Linked DNA regions of Homo sapiens: region 2 is linked to region 1. The links are chromatin contacts, found by Hi-C or POLR2A ChIA-PET in ENCODE. All regions are on one chromosome and are shown on one strand. Each heading gives the region's core, a stretch centred on a gene start or an enhancer-like site at or near the end of the contact. The rest is flanking DNA. Distances are from core to core; before and after follow the strand shown.

The links. Hi-C counts contacts between places; a loop is a spot of excess contacts on that map. ChIA-PET counts read pairs that join two places held with the same protein, here RNA polymerase II (POLR2A). Pooled maps may share reads with other maps.
Region 2: a loop to region 1 is called in a map of CD14-positive monocyte, with 2.0 times the contacts of the local background. The contact joins the enhancer-like site here to the promoter of MIR223HG in region 1. A Hi-C loop is called at or near these places in 6 of 168 maps with a recorded cell type or tissue (B cell, CD14-positive monocyte, CD4-positive, alpha-beta T cell and 3 more), 23 of 37 single-sample maps with no recorded cell type and 11 of 50 pooled maps. POLR2A ChIA-PET finds 5 or more read pairs at or near these places in 4 of 52 experiments (OCI-LY7, activated B cell, activated CD4-positive, alpha-beta T cell and 1 more).

The regions. Positions count from the first base shown.
Region 1 is chrX:66,013,970-66,016,806 of GRCh38, reverse strand. It overlaps MIR223HG (MIR223 host gene), which reads right to left and starts at 1,346. Exons shown (of 3, transcript NR_170299.1): 1 at 1,256-1,346.
Region 2 is chrX:65,687,056-65,689,892 of GRCh38, reverse strand. The region is part of intron 1 of MSN (moesin); the gene reads right to left. Among named protein-coding and RNA genes, the nearest start is that of MSN, 21 kb to the right of the region's middle. RefSeq lists a silencer at 1,319-1,368. Within about 2 kb of position 1,377, at least 4 of the 41 ENCODE cell types and tissues checked have a DNase peak (open chromatin) inside an H3K27ac peak, as active enhancers do; they include CD14-positive monocyte and OCI-LY7, where a contact is called at or near this core.

The DNA of each region.
Region 1 (2,837 bases), core at 97-2,596:
TGAGCTGAAACTAGACTGGTATGCCTCTCCAATGGAGTGTATGTAAGAAAATCACATTCAGTTGAGAAATGTTCACCAGACCCATAGAAAGAAGACATAAATATCTATATGGGATGATATTAAGGGAATTTGAAAGCTCTTCTCTTGGTCTGTTATATTACTTAGAATAACATCATTTTTCCCCATATGAAATGCAAAATCCTCTACTGAAGAGCGTCATCAAGCCACTATTGTTGATGCAAAGGATGGGTCAGTTTTTATGGAGGGAATTGGAGGGAATAGACCAGAAGAATTAGGGGTAAGTAGGTGTCTAGGAATCTCTGAACACTCAGAGTGAGCCAAGTACCTGAAAGAAAAATAGAAGAAAAGAAGAAGTCCTCAGGACCATGCCTAAAAATCCCAGACTGCCTCTAGTATGAGCAGGACCTGTCCTGGGTCAGTTACAGGACAGGTCCTGCTGCTTGATGTCTCAGTCCTCCTAGGATAGAGCAAAAAGAGGACTGACCTGGGAGCCCAGACCCAGCTGTGCTACAGATTCTCTGTATGACTTTGGGCAAGTCCCTTTCTTCCTCTTTCTGGACCTCAGTTTCTTCCATATGTACCTAGTCTCTAAGAGTCTTTCAATTTTGAATCTCTAGGAGTCAAAGATTGGACTAGAAAAGAGGCTTTCATCTTTGAGTCATGCCTCTCAGAGAGTGCTATATGGATTACCACCAGCACTCTCCTCTTGAATGTGTTCAGCCCCACCCACAGTTACATATGCAAAGATTACTCTCATCTTCTTTCTTGACAGAGGGCTGACAATCATGAAAATTAGGAATCTAATAACCATGGGTCTCTAGACAGCATCTATCTAATCATTCTTTTCCTCTTTTTACTTTTTTATTTTGCAAAAGGGGTGAAAAAACTGTGTCCTAGATTGGAGAAAGGACTTACCCAAAGATACACATTGGGTAAATGGTAAAACCAGGACTGCTACTCAGGTTTCCTGACTCCTGGGTCCAAAGGCCATTCCACTTCCATGTGACTATCTCCTAAACATCCTGATTGGATAGAAAATATCCTATCCCCTTTTCCCCTCCATTAGAACCTCTAGGATAAAAGGCCAATGGAAGCCTTCTTCCTCCCACCTTTGACCTTAATCCCTGAGGAGGGTCTGAAGAGAATGGGATGGGCAGATCCAAGCCACCCTTGGCTGCCATGGACTCTGCCCCAGCTTGAGAATCCAAGAAGAGAGGGCAAATGGATACCATACCTGTCAGTGGAGTGGTGCCTTGGTCATGGAGGGGACTCTGATTCCCCAGTGCTGAGCCAACCTGCAGGGGCCAGATGGAATTGGGCTTTCTGCCGTGAGCAAGAAGCTTCTGTGTTTTGAAGGGCCCTTGGTGTCTTCAACAGGAAACAGAAATGAGGAAGATAAGACTGAGGTTAGCCAACGGAAATCTGGATGCAAAATGACAAAACAATGCTGTTGTGAAAGGGTCTGCTACTGCAGCAATAGTAGCAGGCCACTGCCCTGCCTCCACCAACTCCCAGCTGACCTTCAACAGACACTAACTTTCCAAGCTGCAGAGAGAGAGAGAGTAGAAAGCACCTGGCTGCCCTAGGCTCTGCCTGTGGGTCAAGGAGGTTTTCCCAGAATAATTGAGGGAAACCTGGAATACCAGAACTGAGACATTATCTAATGAAAAAACCCGTAGTCAAAATTGAGAAACAGAGCCTCTGAGGGATAAAAGGAAATACTCAGTATCACAAAGCAAATTAGTGGAAAGCTGAAATTTAAACCCATCCCCATGGACTCCAAATCACATGTTCTTTCACTCTGCCAGAATGCCTCCTGGTCCTGGAATACCATTTTACTTCCAACTTCTCTCCTGGCATACAGAACCAGCTACATAATTTGCAAGGCCCAGTAAAAAATGAAAACGATAGGCCCTTTATTTAAAAATTAAGAATATCAAGATGATGACAGCAGAACATTAAACTAAGTGTGGGGTCCTTCTAAGCATGGAGCCCTGTGAAGCTGTACAAGTCATATGCCTATGAAGCTGGCTCTGGGGCACAGTTATGACCACAAGCCACATTCTGTCATCTTGGGGCTTGCTGAAGGAAATAAATAAGGAAATTCACATTTATTGGAGTACTTATGATATTCTTTCATGTGTATTATCTAATTTATTCAACAACTCTCTGGTATGGTATTATTATTCTTATTTATAGGTGAGGAAACTGAGGCACACAGAAATAAAGTGACCTGTCTAAGGAAACAAAACTAGAAAATAATAGAGAAGGCAGATTTTTCACTCAGGTCTAACTCCAAATGTTGAGGTTTTCGTCTACTTTCCCACATTGGCTACAAGGAAGGGAGAAGAAAGTAGTTGACTTTGAGAAAGAAAAATTAGTGCCAGACCCCTAAGTTCAACTGTGACCTTCAGGCTAATGAGGGACATGAAAGGTGTGAAAAGAAGGTGGATGGTTTCTTAATGCCTCATGTTTGCAGTCTCCTGGAAGTCCCCACTAACAGCCAGGAAGATGATGAATTCCCATCATGCAGTGCCCTCCACCATGAATTCTGATGGCATGAAGGATGGGAGGGGCAATGCTTTCAGGTTATACTTTGATAGCTTTCAATGACTGCAGTGCCCAAGTCACAGTCCTCTGTCTACACTAGTGGAAGTATGGCCCTGAGTGATAGTCAAGCCGTGGTAAATAATCTTTTCAAGCTATGTACATTCTTATATACTCAGGCTCAAAAGAAAGACCACATTCTGCGAGCCAAGAGCCCTGGGCCCTAGTCCCCACTCTACTACCTCCCTGGGCATTAGTTTCTCCTTTAA
Region 2 (2,837 bases), core at 128-2,627, 330 kb after region 1:
CCAAACCTTGCTTCAAGTCCACAAGAAAAAAAATTAAAATGTATTGGAACTAGCAAATCCAACCCCACATGCTTTGACATCAGGCAAGCATTACAACTTTTCCTTTCTCTAAAGGACCAGTCCTATCTGCCATTGTGAATTGTTTTTTTCATTTGCCACATATGGTCTCTATGGCCCAATTTTAAGAATCTCCCACCCTTCACAGAGGGAATGGTGACAAGAGAGAGCTGCTCTTCCTGCATCCACAGCCTTTTGGCTGCTCTAGTGACACATTCCCATGTGATGGTATCACATTCCTGAGGGCGTACCAACTGCTTGTGACCAGGAACTACCTGGCCACAGACTGGGATAAACCATCTACCTCATGATGTCAGCTTATCACCTGTTTCTGGTGGGTTCTCTATGAACTACCTCTCCAGGGCACTTCTTCCCTCCTCATCCACATCCGGCCTCTAATGATGCCTGTTCACCCCTCCACCCAGTTATGCTCCCTTACAAAATTCAGACACAGCTGACCACTTCCAACTTTTTGGAGCTGGTAGAGTTGTCCATTTGGCTCAGTTCCGCACAGAACAAAACCATTTCTGAGATGTGTGCCACCATTCCCGTACCCATGGGAGGGCAGACCAGCCTCCATTGTTAGGGGAGTATAACATTTCTGAATAAATCAGAGTTTCAGAGCAGGAAATAGCCCTCAGAGGTTAGCCAAACCAACCTCTTGTGGAACAGGCTATGGCCCAAAAACGAGCAAGGACTTGGTCAAGATTGCTCTGGAAAGCTAACAGCAAGGCCCAGCATAAACAACAGCTCTTCAACTAAAAAAGAGTGCCTTTTCCATGATTCTCCAATACCTCTTCCTCTCAACAAAAAGTTGGATTGATGCTCTTGCTCCCACCAAGGTACAAACAAGACTCTACATTAGCTAGGTCTAAGCAGCCCCCAAACAATTCTCACCTACTAATAAGCAACTCCCATATGTCCAGGAGCATGGCAAAACAAAATAAGTTATTGGCTCAACCAGGTGGAAAGCACAATTAGCCTTGAAGGCAGTGGTCTGACACTACCAAGAATGGGTTACACAGGAAGCCAGTTGCAAAACCAGAGTCAGGCCAGGCCCCAAGTAGGCAGGACACAAATATAACAGGTGGCCATCCCCACACAGCCCCCAAGTGCTCTCTCTCTAAACATTAGTCTTGACTTACAATATTTAGAAGAGAGACTGAAAAGAGGTTGGGCAACCACTGGAACGGGGGAAGGGCCAAATGTTTAAAGCTGAAACTTCCTTTCTAGCTTCAGAACTCTGACCTAACCATGACCAGAGCTTAAGTCCAGGCCTTTATGAAACAACACTGCCTTCCCTTCCCACACTCCACCCCGTGCATAGTCGAAAACCAAAGTCTTCTGTCTCCCAATCAAGCCTTGTCTCCATTACTCATTAGCTGAGTAATTTTTGCAGCCACTTAAAGTCTATGAGCCCCAGTTTTCCCTTATGTAAAAGTAAAGATAATAATTCCTGGCTGGGTGTGTTGGCTCACACCTGTAATCCCAGCACTTTGAGAGGCCGAAGTGGGCGGATCTCTTGAGCCCAGGAGTTCGCGACTAGGCTGGCCAACACAGTGAAACCCTGTCTCTATTTTAAAAAATAATTTTAAAAAAGATAATAATTCCTAACCTGCCAACTGTAGAGAGTTGATGAATATCAAATGACATAGTAATAACAATAAAAAAGAGTTTTACAACTATGAAACTTGTTACAAATATAGAGAATTATCATTACTTGGACACTGGAAAAAAATTACAGGGCAATGCCAGCCAACCTGTCAAGAGATTCCTTCAATTCGCATCTGACTTGGCTATTTTAAACAGAAAACTATTTGGAAAATGGGCAGCTATCCCCTAAAATTATAAATCCTTTCCAGCTTCCTAACCCTAGAATTTCTTTTTCTGGGATGTTAAGCAGCTAGAGGTTCCAGAAGAACTTGCCCCAAGAGGTTCCTAATGGCTCTTTTAAGATTTTCTTTAAGCTTGGTTCTTCTTGCCAAAGGACAATCTCAGTAGAGTGTGATGAAGGGAGAACTACTCGACTCTCCCTGGAATAAAAGTCCATGCAGGGCACACTCAAACATGTCTTCTCAACCTCCGATCTTTGAAGGATTGCCTCCTTTCTAATCCGATTCTCATAAATATGCTGCCTCTACCTGAGTTCACAGCTGGAGGGATGGTCAGTGAAGGCACAAATGACCTGAGAAGTAGAAGCCTATCACTTTCCTTGCTCCAGAGTGCAAAGTTCACCATTTTCCTTATAGTTAAGGTCAGTTACCCACATCAACATAAGAGTAATACTCTATGGATTACTCAGCAACAGCAACCTAACCACTTCACCCTGGAAACTTTTAGGACACGTTTGCATAACTAATTATGTGTTATTTGGATTATCAGAAGAGCCTGTATTCCCTGAGCTCACATTATTTAGAACAGGCAGTCCACAGGTAGCTGAGAAGAGAGGGGATTTTTTTGTTTGTTTGTTTGTGTGTTTGTTTGTTTTTTGAGAGAGTCTCGCTCTGTCACCCAGGCTGGAGTGCAGTGGCTCAATCTCAGCTCACTGCAACCTCTGCCTCCCAGATTCAAGCGATTCTCCTGCCTCAGCCTCCTGAGTAGCTGGGATTATAAGCACTCGCCACCACACCCAGCTAATTTTTTTAGTATTTTTAGTAGAGACGGGGTTTCACCATGTTGGTCAGGCTGGTCTCAAACTCCTGACCTCGTGATCCACCCGCCTCAGCCTCCCAAAGTGCTGGGATTATAGGCATGAGCCACCACGCCTGGCCGAGAAGAGA